2 separate regions of the Homo sapiens genome follow, and region 1 is linked to region 2. A link is a loop called in an ENCODE intact Hi-C map of the cell type or tissue named here. Cell type or tissue: CD4-positive, alpha-beta T cell. All regions are shown on one strand. Each heading gives the region's core, and the rest is flanking DNA. Links, peaks and the distances in the headings are about the cores only. Region 1 overlaps LRRC3B (leucine rich repeat containing 3B). Region 2 overlaps TOP2B (DNA topoisomerase II beta).

The links. A loop is a pair of places that touch in the nucleus more often than their neighbours do. Peaks named below come from ENCODE experiments on the same cell type or tissue, not always from the same donor. Only the 100,000 strongest peaks of a DNase experiment are listed, where the experiment ranks them.
Region 1: a loop joins it to region 2, with 6 times the contacts of the local background. A loop is called at or near these places in 44 of 110 quality-filtered maps.

The regions. Positions count from the first base shown.
Region 1 is chr3:26,705,642-26,717,327 of GRCh38, forward strand. It overlaps LRRC3B (leucine rich repeat containing 3B), which reads left to right. Exons shown (of 2, transcript NM_052953.4): 2 at 3,872-5,135. The coding sequence starts at 4,032. The coding sequence ends at 4,811. Among named protein-coding and RNA genes, the nearest start is that of LRRC3B, 89 kb to the left of the region's middle. In CD4-positive, alpha-beta T cell, for the core only: no CTCF peak of the experiment used is centred there; a DNase peak (open chromatin) is centred at 6,960.
Region 2 is chr3:25,642,230-25,653,915 of GRCh38, forward strand. TOP2B (DNA topoisomerase II beta) reads right to left here. Exons shown (of 36, transcript NM_001330700.2): 2 at 3,071-3,241; 3 at 1,465-1,555; 4 at 93-156. Among named protein-coding and RNA genes, the nearest start is that of TOP2B, 17 kb to the right of the region's middle. In CD4-positive, alpha-beta T cell, for the core only: CTCF peaks have their summits at 6,004 (motif pointing right) and 6,204; a DNase peak (open chromatin) is centred at 6,012.

The DNA of each region.
Region 1 (11,686 bases), core at 1,975-9,974, 1.1 Mb after region 2:
GGGTTTGTGTGTAGTTGTGATTCAATCAAAGCAGGAGGGAGTTTTAGGCTTTCAAGCTAAGGGAGTTTTAGGCTTCCAAGCTTTTTAGCCCTGTATTCTGCTGGATGATAACCAATGTCAGAAGAATATCCACCTCTTTTTCTCTGAGGCACATGTCCTCATACCTTCCTTTTCCAACAGCCACTGTTGACCTAGCTAGTAATATAAAGCAATGTCAAACTGATAATCCCTTTGGAAACTATAGAACCAGTATCATAGAGTGGAGAGCAGCTCTTCCATCCTCCCTGGTGAAGATGACCTTGACTTGATACCTTTGGCTTTGCTGTCTACATCCTGGACATCTAAGTCTTTTTGCACTGCTAAAGCAATAGAAATTTATTTCTTACAGTTCTGGAGCCTGCAAAGCTCAACATCAAGGTGCCAGAAGATTTGGTTTCTGGTGAGATCCTGTTTCTTGGCTTATTGATGGCTCTCTTCTCTCTGTTTCTTCACATGGCAGAAGGGATGAGAGAATTCTCTGGGGCCTCTTTTATAAGGGCACGAACTCCATTCATGATGGCTCTGCTTTCATGACCTAATCACTTCTCAAAGGCCCCACCTCCAAATATCCTCACACTGGGGATTAGATTTAGATATAGATATCAGAATATGTGAAGGACCCACATATTCAAACCACAGCAGCATCCCAGGGCTCAGCTCTCTACATCCTGCATCTTTTGTCACTTTATTCTGGCTGGGGGTGATGGCTCTAGAGGCTGAGTCACAGTAGCTCAGCAATATAGCCAAATCCCAGAAAATTTTATTCTCTTTTTATCAAACATAATAGAAAATGAAACAGTTCAAGTCCAACTCCTCTGAAAGCAAGGCGTGCTCTGTATTTGTACTCCTAACAAGCATTACATCCAGTTCACAAGCATTACATCCAGTTCACAGGTAGACCATTTGGGATATGACGGATTCCATCTCAAGAAAGACTGCAATCTGAGTAGAGAACTCAACCTGTGTCCTAAACATTTCTTATATGTGACCATGACCATTGGACTGATCATTCTGGAGAAACCCTGATTATGGAGAAACCCTGATTAAGTATAAAGAAGCCTGCTGAGGAAGAGTTCCATTCTTCTTTCCATCTCCTAGGAGCCTGAACATATATGACTTTTCCAAAGTCCACTATGTTGCCATATAAGACCAGTAGACATTTGATGAGCCAATGTTTATGTTTAAAATATTTATAAAAATAATTGCCATGGAGAAGGAAAAGCGTACCTAGACTCTTCAATATTTTGTTGCTTTATTCATATAACATATTTATTTAGTCCTCACTATATGCGAAGCACTATGCTGGGTGTTGGGAATGTATCCGAGAATAATAATAGTAACTAAAACTATGGCTAAAAAGCATCGAACTTTTACTACCAATTTCGTACTGTGCTAAGCGCAGTGGCTCATACCTGTAATCCTAGCACTTTGGGAGGCGAGGCAGGTAGATCACTTAAGGTCAGGAGTTCAAGACCAGCCTGGCCAACATGGTGAAACCCTGTCTCTACTAAAAATACAGAAAAAAAAAAAAAAAAATAGCTGGGCGTGGTGGTGTGTGCCTATAGTTCCAGATACTCGGGAGGCTGGGGTGGGAGAATTGCTGGAACCTGGCAGGCGGAGATTTGCAGTGAGCCGAGATCACACCACTGCTCTCCAGCCTGGGCAACAGAGCAAGATTCCATCTCAAAAAATAAAAATAAAATAATAAATAAATAAAGCTGATATACAAACTCAGTGTACTTTTTATTTTTTTAATTGCTTACTATTGTCTCTGCAAGAGGCAGAAACAAGCCTCTGCTGTCATGGAGCTTGTACTCTGAATAGAGAACACTTCTTTTCTATGCCAAACTCCTTTAATGAATCCCAAGAGAAATATGAAGTGTCCTCCAGAAAAGGCTTCTCATCTTTCAGCATGTTTTAGGCTGGTTGCATATACTCAATGGATGGAAATCACTTGGCTGATGTGGACTCCCTTTATTTTCTTCAATTACATTAATTAATTTCTTCCATCTCCTGTGTTTTTCTCATGCCCTTTTCCTAGAATTCGTTGCCTTGTCCTTCTACTCCTCTGTCTCCTCTCTTCCCTTCCACACCTGTTTTTTTTTTTCTTTCCCATCTAGATTCCTAGAGTCCCCAAGTACCATGCAATACAGTTTTGAAGGGAAACATGAAAAGGAGGACACTTTCATTGCCAATGAAATGATCTGTTGATGGAGGGCTTAGTAAGCTTAGGGTCTCTCTTTAGCATTCTCTGGTATTTAAGGGACTCGACTCAGTTTTCCAAAAGCACGTCTGCTCCATTCTGCTGTTGCTAATCTCATTTTTTCCATGATTAACAATCCAGATCATTATGTTTTCAGCTCACATTAATCTTCTCTTCTGTGAGTTTGGTAACATTTGGAGTCATTTCCCTTTGTATTTATCCATCTGGGATCTTCATAAAAGACAAGTTTTCAGAAAGTCATTAGTTGCTCATGCAGAAAGTTGTTTGTTGTCCACTGCTGTAAGAGGACTGAATGCTCTTCTTGTTTCTTAGATCCTGGGAGGGAATCTTCTAAGTCAGGCATGGGTTCCCTACAAAATGCAGAGGGACCCCTCACTTGAGCTCCATGGGGTCCTCAACTTGGAACAGTATTCATAGCATAAAAGATAGGGCTGCAACATAACAGCATCAGAAATCACAATAAGCAATACTTGCTGGATACTTATAGAGTAGATGAGACTGGAAGAGAGTGTGTGGATAGTGGAAAGAGTTTTGATATTAATGAGTCAGAACAAAGACTTTGGCTTGAGTCCTGTCTCTACACCTCAATCTGTTTGACCTTGGGTAAGTAACCTCATCTCTCTGGGATCCACTTGTCTCCTTTGTGAACTGGTCCCAAAGATGTGTGCTTTCTTCTCTATATTAAAGGGTAATTTTGAGAGTTAACTTATATTCTTATCTCTGCTGTCGAGTAAGTTTCATAACTTTGTTCATCACTTAATTTTGCAATTTCTGTAGCCCCTGCCAACACTAACAGTATATGTATGCAACATGCAACATATGGAGAGTGAAGTCTATTGGGGAAGTCTTCAAAGACAGTATTTCTTAATTCTCTTGTTATATAAAAAAGTCATGGAGGTGTGTGCCATATTTAAGCATTTATTGGGAAGGGGATATGGTCCTTAGAAAAGAGAGAGAAGATCCTCTGGAAATTCAGTTAAAAGCATCCTCCCAGGTATAATGTACTTTAAAGAGGTCACAAGGAAGGCAACTATCCTGGAGGTTCTTGGTTGTCAGCCTCTAGCAATATTTTGTTGGAATGCATTTATTATTTTCTTAATTCAAGTAAGATGTTTCTTTAGAGACAATATTCCAAATTGGGCATCCATTCAAAAGCCATGACAGATATCCCTGTCTATAGTCATTAACCATGAAATATTGGTATTATTTCTCATTGCTGCCCAAGTGCAGGACTAAATTACATTAATGCATCTGTTATCTCAGAAAGGGTGAGAGACATAATTAAATTTTATTTCTGTAGAATTCGAAGGGGTCCAGGATGTGGAGAGCAGCAGAGAAATAGGGAGTATTTGTTCTCATTCTATCCAACTGAAAACCAGGCAACAGAACTCAGAAATATCTTCATATGTTCACAGTTCTCTCCCCCAGCACCTGGGATTTGAACAGGAGACTCCCATTTCGCAGATAACTCCCAGTGGCATTGATGGAAATTACCTGCATAACTAACCCCCCTGCTCAAGCAGAATGCCAGACACCTGAGAACACCTTTCATTACAATGTACCTCCCTTTGCAAAGGAACTAATTGCATCTGTTTCTCTTTCCTTTAGGTGCCCAAGCAAGGAAAGAAATAATGAAGAGACACATGTGTTAGCTGCAGCCTTTTGAAACACGCAAGAAGGAAATCAATAGTGTGGACAGGGCTGGAACCTTTACCACGCTTGTTGGAGTAGATGAGGAATGGGCTCGTGATTATGCTGACATTCCAGCATGAATCTGGTAGACCTGTGGTTAACCCGTTCCCTCTCCATGTGTCTCCTCCTACAAAGTTTTGTTCTTATGATACTGTGCTTTCATTCTGCCAGTATGTGTCCCAAGGGCTGTCTTTGTTCTTCCTCTGGGGGTTTAAATGTCACCTGTAGCAATGCAAATCTCAAGGAAATACCTAGAGATCTTCCTCCTGAAACAGTCTTACTGTATCTGGACTCCAATCAGATCACATCTATTCCCAATGAAATTTTTAAGGACCTCCATCAACTGAGAGTTCTCAACCTGTCCAAAAATGGCATTGAGTTTATCGATGAGCATGCCTTCAAAGGAGTAGCTGAAACCTTGCAGACTCTGGACTTGTCCGACAATCGGATTCAAAGTGTGCACAAAAATGCCTTCAATAACCTGAAGGCCAGGGCCAGAATTGCCAACAACCCCTGGCACTGCGACTGTACTCTACAGCAAGTTCTGAGGAGCATGGCGTCCAATCATGAGACAGCCCACAACGTGATCTGTAAAACGTCCGTGTTGGATGAACATGCTGGCAGACCATTCCTCAATGCTGCCAACGACGCTGACCTTTGTAACCTCCCTAAAAAAACTACCGATTATGCCATGCTGGTCACCATGTTTGGCTGGTTCACTATGGTGATCTCATATGTGGTATATTATGTGAGGCAAAATCAGGAGGATGCCCGGAGACACCTCGAATACTTGAAATCCCTGCCAAGCAGGCAGAAGAAAGCAGATGAACCTGATGATATTAGCACTGTGGTATAGTGTCCAAACTGACTGTCATTGAGAAAGAAAGAAAGTAGTTTGCGATTGCAGTAGAAATAAGTGGTTTACTTCTCCCATCCATTGTAAACATTTGAAACTTTGTATTTCAGTTTCTTTTGAATTATGCCACTGCTGAACTTTTAACAAACACTACAACATAAATAATTTGAGTTTAGGTGATCCACCCCTTAATTGTACCCCCGATGGTATATTTCTGAGTAAGCTACTATCTGAACATTAGTTAGATCCATCTCACTATTTAATAATGAAATTTATTTTTTTAATTTAAAAGCAAATAAAAGCTTAACTTTGAACCATGGAAAACAGAGTGACTTATTGGTCAAGAAAACAGTATAGTCATTCTACTTGCTCTAAAGAAAAACAGACAACCTTTATGAACTCAAAGAACTATCACAATGAAAAAATGTGTTATTAAGCCCTACTGTACACTGGGGAGCCGTAGCTGAATTACTGGCCGAGTTAAGTGTCTGTCAGACTCTAAAATACTGAGCTTTACTAGGTGGTTATACACAAGTGTGGCATCCTTCAGAGGCTTAAGTCAGGATGCCTTTTGGCATTTACTCTTCAAAAATAGATATAATTAGCTATTGAATCCAAATACTTACTTATTGTACCTTTGCTCTATGCTGGACAAAATGGAAAAGAAAAAGACAGCACATAGCCTGTACTCAAGATTACTTTCTGGTGGACTGAGGTGTGTGTGACAAATACAGAAATGGTTATGCTAGGGAGGAAGGTCCTCGTAATCATGTAGCATCAACAGGGTGCAAGCACTGTGAGAGGCATTTTTATGCTATTATTGTGTCCTGTAAACTCTCACAACAAGAGAAGAAAGTGACAGCTGCTCTATTTACATAGGAAAAAACTTCAAGTAAGAGAGCTTCATTGAGTTGCCAGGTAGAAAGTATTAGAACTTCTTAAATTTGAATCAGATCTTTCTGTCTCCAAAGAAAGGTCTTCACATTATGTTCCTACTGAGTTGGTTTATAGTTATAATTTTCTGTTAAAAAAAGCACCTAGGTTAAGTACACAGTTCTGAGTTTTAAAATATATATACTCCTGGCATCTGTCATACAATCAAGATATTGTGTCCTTGTCATTGGCCAGAGATAGATAGGAGAAAGCACATTTGGTTCTTAAGAGTAGGGAATTGTGTGGAAGTTATTGGTTTTAAGGTACCATTACAGATAATCTTTAAAACTTGGGTGGGATCTCATAAGGTGATGATGTAGACAAGGAAGATAGAAGAAGCAGAGGGATACCATATAGGGAGGTGTTTGGGATGAAGGAGTCCATGCAAAGAAGTGAGAAACAAGGCTGGAACTATATAGTAGAGATCTCAGTTCCAGACTAAGGAATAATAGAACTGATGGCATTTATGGAACACTTACTATGCACCAAGTACTTTCTTTGGAGTATCTTAATGAGTCCTTACAAACTCCCCTATGAGACAGTCTTTTGTGAATGAGAATCAGAGACACAGGAGTTAAGTAATTAATACAGAGTTTGTAAGCATAGCAGGCATTGAAACCCAGTCTGTCAACTCCAGAACCTATGAACATTTTATCCACTGTGCTGCCTTATGGTCATCAACTTTACTACCTAAAGTTGCTGATTCCTCAGACCTAGAGTTTTGCAGCCTCCTACATGATGGTTTTATTTTTCAAATAGCACAAAAATAGCCCTTTGTGAGATTTATGTAGGTAAGAGGGAACCTCTGCCCTTTTGAGACACTTAGCCTTCTCCAACCCAAGTTAGGGTATCTTTGGGCCTAATATTTCTGCTCTCGGAAAGCCCTAGAGGTCCTAGGCAGCAATAGTCTCTTTAAATGTTTATTTATTGCAAGGGACAATCAGGGTCAGCTAATCCAGGACCTGTGGCGAGGCATGCAGAGCACTGTGGCCAGGCTCTGCTCATGGTACACACACCCCAGGGCCATGGGCTTTTCACCCCAACCCCACCAAACTTGCTAAAAGTGTTAGATCTAGTCTAGAAGCCTGAGGTAACTCCTAGATGTAAAATTCAGGATATAGGCCCAAGAATTCCTGCATCCCAGCAAGAAGGAAGCCAGACTGTCTGCTTTTACGAACTGAATTGAGAATTCACCTTTCCAGTGAGACTGAAGCTTTGCTGAAGATTTATCGCCCCCTGGAGGACAATAGTATAATATATCTCTTCAGGTACTCTAGAAAAGATGCCCAACTGAACTGAAATACACATTTTTTTCCTAAAGAATAGGAAAATCAAGCCTTTGCTAAGACAACCCTTTAAAAAGGTAAATTAATTGTATTTATTTGAGTGTATGAATGAGTCACGTTCATTTTAGAAAAGCTTTCACAAATAAGATAATCCATTCCAGGCTGCTTCTTCCAAAATAATCTTTGTCTTCACTAATGGGAGCTTATTTTCCCAATGGTCAATTGTATTATTCAAGTAAAAGTACTTGTAAAGCAAAAATCTCTGAAAAGTTTTGTAAGCATAGTTATATCCTTGTTCAGATGCAGGAAAGTTAAATTTCCACATATTCACTTTGAAATTCTCCATATACATAGAGCTGAGAGGTGTGTCATAGGTTAATAATTCTCCTGCCTGAATTCTATGTGTAGATTTTTAGTTAACAGCACCTTAAGCGCTTTTTTTTTTTTTTTTTTAAAAAGAGCCTTTAAGTTCGGTTGCCATGAATCATGTATAAGCCATTGGAGGAGAAAATTAATTCTTTTGTTTGTTTCTTTATTTTAAAATAAATACCAGGCTATGGCACCCGTTTGTGATCAGAATTGAGAAGAAGCACTCTTCCTGCCAGCTTGTGGGAATGCTGTGTCCCCCAAGGCCAACAGTATATGCTGCCAATGAGTGAAAAGAACTAAGACTCAAGTCTGCACAGAAAAAGGCCCAACATGCATGCTTCAGTTTTGATCCCAGCTTGGCCCTTAATTTTCCAAACCCTTGCAGATGGAGAGCTACCTATTTTGGGACTGTAAGGTTTTTGAAATTAACTGTCAACTCATTATCCAAGGCACATACTATCTTACCTCTATCTTACCTTCTAAATATTTTAAATAACGCTTTTCTCAGCCTTCTCTTTTGGCATCTCTTTCTTAACCCCAACCTTTTAAATTCAGAAATACCTAGGAATTTTACTCTAATTTTTGACAATGTGCTTATCTTTGAAGCAAGGAAAATCGGAAAACATGCCAACCCAACTGGAACATTTTTAACAAAGTAATGAAAAGTTATGTAATGGAAGATTTAGCTTTCAAGAACACTTTGGCAAATTGTAATGCAATGATATACAAAATCTGCCAGGTACGCATTGTTCTTTTTTACGTCCTTCTCTGATTCTTCACAATAACTCTTGTCCTGACATCAACAAACATAAGGCAGTCTCAGATGTGGGTAGGTTTTTCTTATTGGCTTAATACTTTCAATTCATATAGTAAGTTCTCTCATCTATCTGGCAGAGGCAGGAAGTGGAAAATTCTGCTTAATTAAATGTTTTTGTTACTACAGCTAGGTGAATTCCTAGATTGTTAGGGCTGGGAGAGTCTTAGGGATGAGCTTACCTACTTATTTTACAGGTGTTGAAATTGAAACCCTTGCAGGCCTACAGATTAGCATCCATGTCCTCACGTTCCCCAACCAGTATCCCTTAAAGTACACTAATTTCCTCTCTTGATAAATTGTTTCCCAATCAACAACAAAAAAAAATAGCATAACAATATACACCATGAAAATGTCACTGACCATCAGCAAGTTTCCTTGAGGATTCAAAAGGCATGTAAGGCTCCCACATTGTCACAGTCATAGTAAAGAAAATTTATGATTCCAAAAACCCTCTTGTTCTTTCAAGATAGGATGAGGAGATCAGTTTGCCTTTTAAAATAGACCCCAGATAACATGCTCCATGTTGAGCATGACCTGGCTTCCCAGTGGAGAGATGGAGAAAATAATCCTGGTGCAAGTTGCTGGAGAGGGAGAGTTGATTAGCATTTGTTTCCTTGAGTAACAACATAAACCACAAGTGATCGAGTGCATCCCTGCTTGGCAGGAGGAGAATGACTGTTCATAAATGATGCCCTTCTCCATTTCCAGAGCTCTTGTCAGCTTGGCTTCCCAAAGTGGTATCACTCATCTGTCAAGTTGATTGGGTCTGACCCAGACAAAGCAAACCAGAGGCAATCTCAATTACGACACATTTGTAAATGTCCTGTCCAACTCATTCCAAAGTCCAAATAGGTGAATCAGAATTCGCAAAAAAAAAAAAAAAAAAAAAAAAAGGAAGATCTGCATTCCTCATCCCACATTTGCCCACACTCATGATATGGATGGTCCCAAATGTGCCAAATGACTTAGTGGGCTACATACCCTCAGCCAGGGGCACTCCTCAAGGTCCAAGACTTTTTCATCCAACTCAGGGAAATTATGCTGTAGAGGCCACAAGGTGAACATAGAGTCTCATGGTTTCATTGGTGGATGACAGTAAAAAGGAAAGCCACTAGTTTTATGGCTATAATCTCTTCAATAGGAAAAGAACCAGAAGCTAGTGAGGATCACTTAAGAACCATGTGTGTGAGTGTGTGTGTCTGCATGCACATTGGGGTAACATGGAATTGGGTTCTGAAAACATCAGGAAAACAGATGCTGGAAACATTGAAAACAAAGTGTACCTGCCAAATTTGGCCTAGGGATGGCCTAAGTTTCAGGTTTCTGGGGAAATTACTAGATATATTTTTAAGGCTGTCTCCAAGTTGAGTGCAAACATTTACACTTCTCACTCACTAGTGGCAACTGAGTTGATCAATTTCATAAGTTGTATTTCTTCTTTGGCTGGAAAATGTTCTTCATTTTGCTCACCATTTACAAAAAAGAATCGATGTATTTTTTCTTCTTTCCCTGTAGATGTCCAGGCATCCAAATGGCAGGAGTTCTCTGGATCTGACCTCAAAAGCTAGGCCTGAAATGAATACATTGTGGGTCTCTCTGGGGTTGGAACCAAAACCTCATTTTTTTTTTTGTTTTATTCTTTTTATTTTCTTACAAAGAAGAGTTTGTAAAACAAAAGGCAATCTGAAATCTGGCTGTTGGTCCAAGAATTAACAAGCAATCTGTTGTGCTAATGACATCGACTGTTGAATAGATTTCCAAAGAAAATGACCCATGGGGAGTAGGATGAGGTTAATTCACAGAAAGCCGGCTTCCTTGGGATTGTCTGCATTTCTTCTGAAGGAAAATGTCTGAAAGATGCTGGTCTTCCCTCAAAGTCTTTCATTCCCACAGACAGCCCTGCCAGTTCCTGGGCTCCCACAGGAGCCAACTGCTGTGAGAAGAGGTGAATGAGATACGAGAAAGGAAGAAGAAAATCTCGGAAAAGTGTTGCCTGGAGTAAGTCTTTAGGAGGACAAACAGGACTGACTTAAACTGATATTTTCAGCACTTCACCATTAACAAGACTTTTTATATTCACATGAACTGAGGAATCCTGTGCATAAGCCACAGATAAAGAATGTCTTATCAAATAATTCCACCTTTCCCTAACAATGGTTATCATTTATTTGGCATAGTGCAAGATTCTGTTTCCATCTTTCCTAGTTCTCACAACATTTATTATCAAGTAGATATTATTTTTCTCATTTTACAGATGAGGAAACTAAAACTTAGAAAGCATCCTGCAAGAGCAGAGCCAGTTAGCTATCTGCAAAGCCCTTTGCTCCACCAATGTCACATTGCCTAGTCCTTTCGTTTTATGAAGTCTCATCTTAAGACATGATAAGTGGAGGAGGATAGGGAAAGACATTTTTCTTAATTTGCACAAGAGGGAAGTGAGGTTCTAAAGAACAAAGCAAGTCTTAGCTCACTCAGCTAGTCAGCAGAGCTTGGTGTTTGGGGACCACTATGGTTTATCCCTTTTTTATACCCATCCCTTTAGGCCCAGCTCTGAAATCCCACATACACCTAAAGTAAACTAGGCTCCTGGATGGGGCAGATGTACATATAGTTTTCAATCATGGGAATGATGACTTTTATTTCAAGGTTGCTCATGGGATGGTGGGGATGTTGAGGAGGGTGGTGTCACTGGCAGCCACATGTGCCTTCAGTCCTACCATCTGCATGTACACCAGCCAAATTCCAACTGGCACCTCCTGCCTCCACTTGCCTGAGGGTTTTCTGTGGCCACCATGGCACATTTTGCCACTTACATAGCAGGTTTGGAATGCTGGCGAGTTGCACCTTTCAGGTGCAATCCTCAACCGATGACTACTAAGAACTTGGTGTATAAACACCCAGACCCCTCACTCTTGGAAGCATACATTCTACCCCATGTTGCAGAGTTTCCCCAGCAGAATGAAGCTCAACTCATACATCAAAATAATGGGCTTTGTGAGGGATGAATTCTTGCTGTCTTTTTTCCCTTGTCTCACTTTTCTACTTCCCTTTTTGTGTTTCCCAAATAAACCTTTGGGAAACACTTCCTAAATAAACTCTTTGCATTCAAATTTCATCTCATTGCCCACTTTTCGGGAGAACCCAACCTAAGTCACCTGAATATACCCTACATCAATACTTTCCAAACCTGGCTAATGATCAGACAGATTGAGAAAGTCTTTGAAAAATATAAGTATGAATGCGTTACCCAGATCTACTAAACTAAGATCTCTGGAGGTTGGGTTCATGCCTCTGTCTTTTCTGTTAATCTCCCTTCTTCTGAAGATTTAGTGATTAGTCAGGATACCAACACTGACCCATAAAGCATCCTGCACTAGAAATTTTTTCTGGAACATTGCACTTGGCAAAACTTTGCTGCCATTAAAAAAAAAAAAAAAAAAAAAAGTGAACTCTGTTCCTTCGGGAAGAGT
Region 2 (11,686 bases), core at 2,222-10,221:
ACTACCCATATACATTATTTGAGGAGTACTCATAAATTGGGGACTATCTGAATAAAACTTAGCATAAAAAATTAAACTTTAAATATACTTACGGATCAATAGAAACTTTAATACAAGTCATGTTCTTATCCCTCTGTTTATTGTCAGCAGCATTAACTACAAAATTAAACACCTCAATGAGTAATATACAAAATTATATAAATAAATACATGGACACAACTGTATGTGCATCACTGCTTAATATAAACATCTACATATGGTAATAGTTAATGAAAATAATTACTATTAACTTCTCATATAAAATCTTATTTTCCAAATAATATTCCTAAATTGTATTATCACACCAAATTACTGTTATGTTTTCCACCACAAAAAAAGAGGAGGAAATGTTTTAGTGATACATATTAATCAAAACATATTAAGTAAGAACAAACACCTGCATTTTACAACACCCAAATCCAGGTCTAAAAGTAAAAACTTTTGTTTAATTATATTTTCTCTTGGTAACAAGCAATTGCATTCTATTGATCACTTTCAATAAACTAGTGACTTTATAGGCATATTGAATAGAAACCAGTTCATTTTCAGTTACAAACAAAGAAAAAGTCTTTAACACCCTTAGAAATCAAAATTCTGTATCCTAGGCACTATAGCTGACAATATAAATATTTTTGCATTCATTAACCACTGCTTCAAGGAAATTTGAACACAATCATAGAAGAAATATGCTCCTGACAAACACTTGCAATAAACTTAAAACAGTAAAATTATAATATGGAGGCAAGAGTAAAGGTATAAAATGCAACACAGTTTTAATCTCTTATCTCTTCACCAAATACCAACAGAAGAAGTTCTGAGACCCATACAACTGCACTAAGAAACCTCAAGTTGCACTGATGAGGTGGGAGAGCAAGAGAATTTCTAGAGTGTCCTTGGTTAAAATATTTCCAAAGTACAAGCATTCCCTAGCAGTCAACTAGGCATTCACATAATTTAATTAATCATGTGATTTGGAGAGGACAGAGATCATTTACAGCAATGGTTATTACACTTGGCTGCCCAACAGAAATATCTGATTTGTTGGTGAAAAACATATTTACATATCCCACCAACTCAACGAATCTGCAAAATCAGTCCCTGTCATCTCCATATTCAAGATGACTCCAGGTAACTGTGATGCTAGCATATCCCAGATGACTACACATAGAGGAGTACAGACCAACTATGGGATTACAAATATAACACATTGATTTCATAGATGAAGAAAATGAAACAAAGATGAAACAGAGATATGAAAACATTACAGATCATGGTATAAATTTTCTGAAGATCATTTATATTCAGAAGGATAAAAGCCAGAGATACACCTTTCAAATTTATACTGGTTAAGTCTGGCTTTATATATAAAAGGACACTATGATGATATTAATAGAAACATGCATTAAATCCTAAGCAAGTACTCACCCAAAATTTCATCAAAGATCTTGTATAAACCTGGCACAAAGGTAACCTCCCTGCAATTCATTCCTACATCTTCATCATACACCCACATGAACTGCATTGAAAAATTCAAAAAAAATTTTACTCAATAAATCCTTAATATCAATTTTTCATAGTATAATCCACATCCTGTCATTTACACTATATGAATACTTAGATCTGCAAAGTAGAAAAACATATACAACTTCAGTAATAGTCAACTTCACTATTCATATTAAATTAACCTCAAAATTGAGAAATTGTTCATTTTGTATCAAGTTTGTATTATTATAAAGTCAGTTTTAATGTAAGACATCAATAATTATTAGAAACAGTATTAAATAGTTGAAAAAATAAAAACATTACTTTTCATAAATAATGGAAAATTAATGCTTTTTTTTTTTTTTATAATACAGGGAGCAGAGTAAAATAATACGAACAAAGCAAGACTTTGGAGTCAGAGAGATCTACTTTGAATCCCAGTTCTTACTAGTTGAGAGATATGAACAAGTTACTTAAATTTATGTAAGCTTCCCTTTCTTCATCTATAGAGATAACAGTACCTACTTCCCAAAATGGTTAGGATCAAATGAGATAATATATGTAAGCCAAGTTCCTAGTAAGCAGTAAACAATAGTCAGTGTATATGTACAAATTCTGCAAGGTACTACCATTAACATTAATGACAATATGAACTTAAAGACTTACAAGCCTGGGCGCAGTGGCTCACGCCTGTAATCCTAGCACTCTGGGGGGCCAAGGTGGATGGATCACCTGAGGTCAGGAGTTCAAGACCAGCCTGGCCAACATGGCAAAACACTGTCTCTACTAACAACACAAAAATTAGCCAGGCGTGGTGGCGCATGCCTGTAATCCCAGCTACTTGGAAGGCTGAGGCAGGAGAATCGTTTGAACCCAGGAGGCAGAGGTTGCACCGAGCCAAGATCACACTACTACACTCCAGCCTGGGCGACAGAGCGAGACACGGGGTGGGGGGGCATCAGGGGGTGATGGGAGATGGCGGGTGGGGAAGACTTACATAAAAAGTTCGTATGGCACCATTTTACTCTATACTTCATTTTTCTGATTTTTGTTTTTTGTTTTGAGATGGAGTCTCGCCCTGTCGCCCAGGCTGGAGTGCAGTGGCGTGATCTCGGCTCACTGCAAGCTCCGCCTCCCAGGTTCACTGTCATTCTCCTGTCTCAGGCTCCTGAGTAGCTGGGACTACAGGCGCCCGCCACCACACCCAGAAAATTTTTTTTTTTGTATTTTTTTGTATTTTTATTAGAGACAGAGTTTCACCATGTTAGCCAGGATGGTTTCGATCTCCTGACCTTGTGATCCACCCGCCTCGGCCTCCCAAAGTGCTGGGATTACAGGTGTGAGCCACTGCGCTCAGCCTCTTCTGACGGTTTTTAATCCCCAAAAAGAAGTAAATACATTTCTACTTCTAGATCTTTCACCCTACTTTGACTATGACAGATGAAATTACAAATTTCCAAAGCAAGTAATTACAATAATTTTATCAACATATTAAAAAGTAAATATAGATGCACATCTCCTAATTTCAATCAATTTTAGCAATAATTACCTGCGTCAATGGCTCCACTGACCCAATATATGTATCAGGACGAAGAAGAATGTGTTCAAGTTGTGTCTTCTTCTGATACACTCTCTCAACAGACAACTTCTTTGAAGAATCATTTTTGTTGGCAGTTTCTGACTCTTCTTTTTTTGCAGCATTGTTCTGATCAAAAAGAGTCTAAAATTAACCAAAAAATCAAATTTAAATAACCTACCAAGGGGTAGACAATGAGTATGGACACACGACATGGGTTTTCTTTTTTAATGGCAAAATTATCTTTCAGACTGATTTTTTAAATCTAAAGAAAACACAGGTCTATTTACTGACCGTCTGGCTCTTATTATACAACATGAACCTGTAGTTTTGACTGAGCCCAAAACGTGGGTATAGTCACCAGAATCACTAGAGCAGTCTCCAGCAATCCAAAAATACAAACATTTCCCAATTCTGTAAGATATCAAGTTTGTTTGTTTGTTTTGTTTTTGAGACAGAGTCTTGCTCTGTCACCCAGGCTAGAGTGCAATGGTGTGATCTTGGCTCACTGCAGCCTCCACCTCCCAGTTTCAAGTGATTCTCCTGCCTCAGCCTCCTGAGTAGCTGGGACTACAGGTGCGCACCACTATGCCCAGGTAATTTTTTTTTTTTTTTTGTATTTTTAGTAGAGACAAGGTTTCACCATGTTGGCCAGGCTGGTCTCGAACTTCTGACCTCAGGTGATCAGCCTGCCTTGGCCTCCCAAAGTGCTAGCATTACAGGTGTGAGCCACCACACCTGGACTCAAGTTAATTTTTGTGGTCCTCAAAACCTCCCAAGAAATTTGAGTTCTGGTGAAGTTACAGAATCACAATGACTGAACCTGGCTAGGTGCAGGAGCCCCAAAAGCTTCCAGATGTAAGCTTCCCACCATTAAGCTACTGAAGACTACAGTATAAACAAAAATGACCTACACAAAATATTAACCTATGTAGTTAATAAACACTGATATGACTGAAATGGCTTATAAAATCCTCAAATTTCACACATTTGTAGATCATGCCAATAATTCCTCACATATCAGCTCTGGGTGTCCCAATACTGATCCCAGTTTCTCTACCAGTTTCAAGGAGGCACAGGTTGGTGATCTTAATTCTAAACATTCCTACAGCAGATGAGGATGTCAAATCAAATTTCCAAGGTCTACAAATTTCCTTGTCTTCTTAAGAGCAGCAGAGAATATACTTCTCTCCTTCTGGGATTCCTTAATGCTGACAAATATGACATCCCACTAAAAAGATATTGTGATGGCCTATCTTTTCAGAATCAAAAAATAACTCAAAAGACACAATGAGAATTAAAATATCTTCAGAGGCCTTCAAATTTTAGTAGAAATTAAAGAAACAGAATACAGATAATAGGAGATACAGAGATTTTGTGCATTTAAACAAGCAGTATGCAATTTCAATTCCGCTTTAAAGTTTTTATTTTTAAAAACTGTATCATTAAGTATGTTTAAAAATCAAAATACATGACCTCTGAAAAGTCTAAACGAAGATAAGAATTTAATATATCCTCAGGAAACTCAAACGTTAATTATAATTTCACAATGCAGTAAGTTTTATATACAATTAAAGATTTAATAATATTTCAAAATAAAAGTATTAAAAATAACTCATTTTACTAGATTTTAAACTATATTCTTATACATTCCTACATTTATAAGTTTTTCCATTAACACTGCTCAAAGACAATTAAAAGTAGCTTTGGATAAAAGAAAATAATTCTGTTTCACAAAGTTTTCACATTCACATTCCACTTCTGCAAAAGTTAGACGATGAACTAGCCGGCCAGAAAGATGAACTTTATTTTTAAAATACCAGATAGTCTTCAAATTTCTAATCGTATTCTTTGCTTTTTATGAAGAAATAGTTGATTGATAAAAACAAATTTACATTTAAGGGCCAGGCGCAGTGACGTTAATTTATAGAAACGATTCTAACAATAAAATCATAATTTATTTTTTAATGAAGCCTCAAAATAGTTAGAACAAAGATCATAATCATTAAAATCACACTCTAAGAAAGTACTCAAAGAAGATAGATGCTATGGAATCGAAAGTAGGTAACATTTTACCATTAACTTAGAACTGCTATTCTAAGTCTGCAATTATTGACATAAAGGTTGAAGACACATGATAACCATACAAATAAAAGCTTTCGTATTCCAGGCTACTCTTCTAAAACCAACCCCATCACAAAGAAAATATTTTCAAGATTAGACTCAACCAGAGGCTCATGTCTATCTAATTTGTATGAACTAAACTGAACTAAAGGGCACACAGGGATAAAAAAAAAAAAACAGGAGTAAAACCTTACCTCATGCTTTCTTCAAGAATTTACAACTTTTTCCACACTTCCTTACTTATAATCACCACCTCTTCCTCCCTGCACCTCTTCCCAAATGGATATATTACAAAAAAAAGTTTGAAAGCTTGAACCCACCAAATTCCTATCAAGTTCAAAGACTTACCATTCTTGCTAAGATAATGTCTAAAAAAAACAGGTAACATTTGAGTGTGGTCAGCCAGATGGCAAAACAAGAAACCCCAGGCCTTTCTTTCCCCATGAAGACAAGGATTCAACAATAACAAACAATCCAACTGCCTTTGTGATAAGTTCCAGCACCCCAGGTGAGCATAAAATAGCATCAAAGCTCATGTCCTCCCTCCTATCTGCCCCAGCAAGGCAAGATTGAGAAAAACAAACAAGACAACAACAACTTCCACCTTCTCCCTGGGGAGGAGCAGAAAAGGAATATACCTCCAATGGAACAGCTGAGGGCAGTGCTACCCTAGAAACTTCTTGACTGAATCTAAGTACTGACATTGAACAGGGTGCCAGGTTGAGGGCCATTGAAAACAAAAGCAAAGTGCTTTGGTTTAGCATCAGACCCTGCAGTATCAGAAACAGACACAAGGTGGAGCTCCAGTACTGTAGTTTACTACAGCACGAGACGCCACAAGTAAAGCAGACAAAGACACACCAGAGGGAGCAGACAGATGGACAGAGGCAAACCTCTTCAATTAAGAAATTACAAACCCAAAGAGGATGCATCCCCATAAAAGATTTGTGAGGTCTCAGGATTCTCTAGCTAGACTAACTGGATGAAGAAAGTCTTCCCAGTATGAAACCAGACCGCAAAGACCAGAGAGTTAGCTAAGCCTTCAAATGCCAAAGCCCTAACAGAAAATAACAATACAAAGAAACAGGGAAATACAGCCGATTCAATGTAAAAAACTAAATTGCAGCCAGGCGCAGTGGCTCACACCTGTAATCCCAGCACTTTGGGAGGCTGAGGCAGGCAGATCCCTTGAGCCCAGAGCTCAAAACCAGTCTGTGCAACATGGCCAAATCTTATCTCTAGCAAAACAAAACAAAAAAAAATTAGCCAGGTGTGGTAGTGCACACTTGTAGTCCCAGCTACTTGGGAGGCTGAGACGGGAGGATTGCCTGAGCCCAGAAGGTCGAGGCTGCAGTGAGCCATCTGCACACAACTGTACTCCAGCCTGGGTGACAGAGCAAGAGCCTGTCTCAAAAAAATAATAAATAAATCACCACAAATTGAGCCTAAAGAAATGGAAATATATTGTCATACAAAGAATTCAAATTAACTGCCATAAGGATGCTTAATGAAATAAATGAGTACAGATGAACAAACAAAAACTCGGTGTAACAATGCATAAACAAAAGGAAAAAATCAACAAAGATAAAAACTATGATGAAGTAGCAAACATTATTTCTGGAACTGAAGCATACAGTAAATGAATTGAAAATACACTAGAGGGATGTAACAGTAGACTTGAGCAGGCAGAATTTTTTTAAATCAGCAAATTTGAAGACAGGACTTTCAAAATTGCCAAGGGAAAGGAGCAAAAAGGCAAAGGAATGAATAAACATAAAAAGAGCTTAAAGAACTTATGGGCCACTATCTATCAGAACAACATATACATTATGTAAGCCTCAAAGGAGAAGAAAGGGAGAAATGGAGAAAGAGCCTATTTGAAGAAATAATAGCTGAAAACTTTCCAAATCTGAGGACATAAATGCATATACAAATTAAAGAAGCTCAAAGAACTCCAAGGATAAATCTAAAGAAAACTACACCAAGACACATCATAATTATACTGTCAAAAGTCATAGACAAAGAGAGAATCTTAAAAGCAGCAACAGAAAAGTGAATCATCAATTACAAAGGAGCTTCTGTTAGATTACTAGCCAATTTCTCAGCAGAAACCTTGCAAGATAGAAGGGATTGGAAGAATATATCTGAAGTACTGAAAGAAAAAAAAAAAAAACACTGCCAACCAAGAACATTGTATCCAGCAAAAGTGCCCTTCAAAAATGAAGTAGAAATTAATACTTTCTTAGATAAACAAACACTGGGACAGTTCATCACCACTAGGTTTGCCCAACAAGAAATGATAAAGGGAGTCCCTTAAAGCAAAAGGATAAAAAATAGCAACACAGTAACACAAAAATACATAACTCCCTGGTAAAGTCCAAGGAGACTCCAAAAAGTTCTTGGAAAAATGGAATCAAAAGATAAAAATAAAAAATATAAATTTTATTTCTCAACAAAAGCTCCATAAAGGTCAAGACACTTTTATAAGTGATGATATCAGCCATTTAGCTCAACTCTGAAGAACCAAGGGTCTTGGGAATTTAACCATGCCAATGCAGTCTTTTTACATTATCAACTGAAAAAATTAGGTGCCTTTTAAAGATTTAAGATTAGTAAACAAAAAAAGTCAGAAGGAGCAAAATCAGGATTATAAGATGGATGCCTAATTATTTATCATCAAAACTCTCATAAAATTGCTCTTGTTTGATGAAAGGAATGAGCAGGAGTACTGTCATGATGGAGAAAGACTCTGGTGAAGCTTTCCTGGGGATTTTTCTGCTAAAACTTTACCTAACTTTCTCAAAACACTCTTATAATAAGCAGATGTTATCGTTCTTTGGCCCTTCATAAAGTCAACAAGCAAAATGCCTTGAGCATCCTAAAAAACTGTTGCCAAGACCTTTGCTCTTGACCTGTCTGCTTTCGCTTTGATTGGACCACTTCCACCTCTTAGTAGCCATTGCTTTGATTGTGCTTTGTCTTCAGGATTATGCTGGTAAAGCCCTGTTTCATTTCCTGCTACAATTATTTGAAGAAATGTGTCAGTATCTTGATCCCATTTGTTTAAAATTTCCATTAAAAGCTTTGCTCTTGTCTGCAGCTGATCTAGGCACAATGGTTTTGGCACTCATTGAATGGAAAGTCTGTGAATCTTTAATTTTTCATATAGAATTGTGGAAGCTGAACCGACTGAGACATCTATGGTGTTAGCTATTGTTTCTGCTATTAATCATTGGTCCTCTTAAATAAGGGCATGAACATGATTAATCTTTTCCTGACAAATTGATGTAATGGTCTGCTGCTGCAGGCTTCATCTTTAACATCATCTCATCTCTTCTTAAAAGAAGTTATCCATTTGTAAACTGCTCATTTATTTGAGGCATTGGCCCTGTAAACATATTGTAAATCAATGATTTCACCATTCTTTCACCTAAGCTTCTTCATAAACTTGATGTTTGTTCTTGCTTCAATTTTAGCATAATTCATATTGCTCTGACAGGGGCTCTTTTCCAAATGATGTCTTATCCTTCTTAGTACCGCAAACTAGATTTTGTTCAGACACGTTATAACAAGTTAGTACAAGTTTATTTTGATACCAAAAAATTTTGAAATCCATGCATAGTTTTCTCATAATACACATTTTCCATGAACTTTTTGAAGACTATTTGTATACAGACAAATATGGCATCTTCTAGTATTGTAATACAGTAATACAGATCACTTAAATATAGTATAGAATTTTTTAAAGCATAAAAAATAATTCTAAATCTGTGTTAAAATATACACAATATAAAAAGAGGTAAAGTATCATCAAAAACAAAGCAGGGGAGGGCAGAGGTGAAAAAAGGAAGAGTTTTCATATGGCATTGAAGTTACTAATTTAAAATTTATTTTTATCACCTGAAGATATGTTATGTAATGGCAAGGTAAAGTCAAGGAAAATATCTGTAGAATATACACAAAGAGAAATTAGAAGAAAATCAAAACATGTCACTAAAAAAAAAAAAAATCAATGAAACACAAAAGAAGGCAGCAAGGGAAGAAAGATGGACAAAAAAGCTATAAGACATATAAAAAAATAATCAAAATGGCAATAGTGAGTCCATGTCAATAATTACTTTAAATATAAATTGGGCCAGGAGCGGTGGCTCACATCTGTAATTCCAGCACTTTGGGAGACCAAGGTGGGCAGATCACTTGAGGTCAGGAGTTAAGAGACCAGCATGGCCAATATGGTAAAACGCCATCTCTACTAAAAATACAAAAATTAGCCAGGCATGGTGGCAGCCACCTGTAATCCCAGCTACTCGGGAGGCTGAGGCAGAAGAATCACTTGAACCTGAGGCAGAGGTTGCAGTGAGCCAAGATTGTGCCACTGTACTTCAGCCTGGACAACAGAGGGAGATTGTGTCTCAAAAAAAAAAAAAAAGATTAAGTGCCCAAATAAAAGACATAGATTGGCCAATGGAATAAAAAAATAAGATCCAACTACAGGTTGTTTACAAGACATCTGCTTCAGATCCAAAGATGCACAAAGGCTACAAATAAAAGGATGGAAAAAGATATTCCAGAAAACTGGAATCTGAAGAGAGTGGCCGTACTTACATCAGACAACATAGAGTTTAAGATAAAAACTGTCACAAGAGACAGAGTAGGACATTATATGATAAAAGGGTCAATTCACCAGTAAGATATGCATCTAACATTACAGTTCCCAAATTTATGAGCAAACACTGACAGAAGTGAAGGGAGAGAGAGACCAACACAATAATAGTAGGAGACTTCACTAGCCCACTTTCAGTTATGGATAGAACAACCACACAGAAGATCAATAAAGACACAAAGAACTTGAACAACACTATAGACCAATTGGACCTAACAGACATACTCAGAACACTCCAATCAACAACAGGAGAATACACATTCTTTTCAATTGCACTTGGAACATTCTCCAACAAAGACCACATGTTACGTGACAAAACAAGTCTTAACAAACTTAAGAAGACTATAATCATATAAGGTATATTTTCCATCAAAAATGGAATTAAACTAGAAATCAATAGTAGAAGGAAAACAGTAAAATCCACAAATAAGTGGAAGTTAAACAACTCACTCTCATATAACCAATGGGTGAGAGATGAAATCACAAGCGAATTTAGAAAATATCAGGAGACAAATGAAAACCAAAACACAATAGAGCAATATTTATGTAATGCAGCTAAAACAGTATTACACCTAACATTAACAATCAGTAAAGATCTCGAATTAACAACCTAACTTTAGACCCTTTCAAAGAACTAGGAAAAGAGAAACTAAACCAAATTAATGAAGGGAAATAAAGATTAAAACAAAGATAAATAAAATAGAGAATAGAAAAACAATGAGGAAAAAAAATCAATGAAACCAAGAGTTTGTTTTTTGAAAAAATTAACAAAACTGACAAATCGTTAGCTAGATTACATAAGAAAAAAAAGAGATAATCAAATAACTAAAATTAGAAACGAAAGGGGACATTATAATTGATGTCACAGAAATAAAGATTATAAAAGACTTACATGACCACACATATGGCAACAGATTAGATAACCTAGAAGAAATGAATACATTCCAAACATATAATCTACCAAGACTGAATCATGAATAAAAAATCTCAACAGCCCTATAACAAATAAGAAGATGAAACAGTAATCAAAAACTTCCCAACAAAGAAAAGCCCAGTACCAGATGGCTTCACTTGAAAATTCTACCAAATAATCAAAGAAGAATTAACTCTTCAAACTCTTACCAAAAAATGAGGGGCAGGGAACACTTCCAGAATCATTCTATGAAGCCAGCATTTCTCTGATACAAAAACTAGAAGACAGAACAAGAGGACTACAGAACAATACCCGTGATAAAGACTGATGCAAAAAATCCCCCCAAAAATACTGGCAAACTCAATTCAATAGCACTTTTTTTTTTTAAGAGAGGGTCTCATTTTGTTGCCCACACTGGAGTGCAGTGGCATGACAATGGCTCACTGCAGCCTCAACCTCCCAGGCTCAAGTGATCCTCCCACCTCAGCACACCCACCCTCCTCCTTAATACCCCACAACCCCTGCCCCAAGTAGCTAGTACTACAACTGTGTGCCTCCACACCTGGCTAATTTTAAAATTTCTTCTAGAGACAAGGTTTTACCATATTGTCCAGGATGGTCTTAAACTCCTGGCCGCAAGCGATTCTCCTGCATTGGCCTCCCAAAGTGCTGGGATTACAGGCAGGAGCCACCATGCCTGACCCAACAGCACATTAAAAGGATTACACACAATAAGCAAATGGGATTTATACTTGAAATGCAAGGATGTTTCCAAATATGAAAACAAATCATTGTACTACACTATATTAACAAAATGAAGGGCAAAAAACACATTATCATCTCAATTGATGTGCAAAAAGCATTTGACAAAATTCAACACACTTTCCTG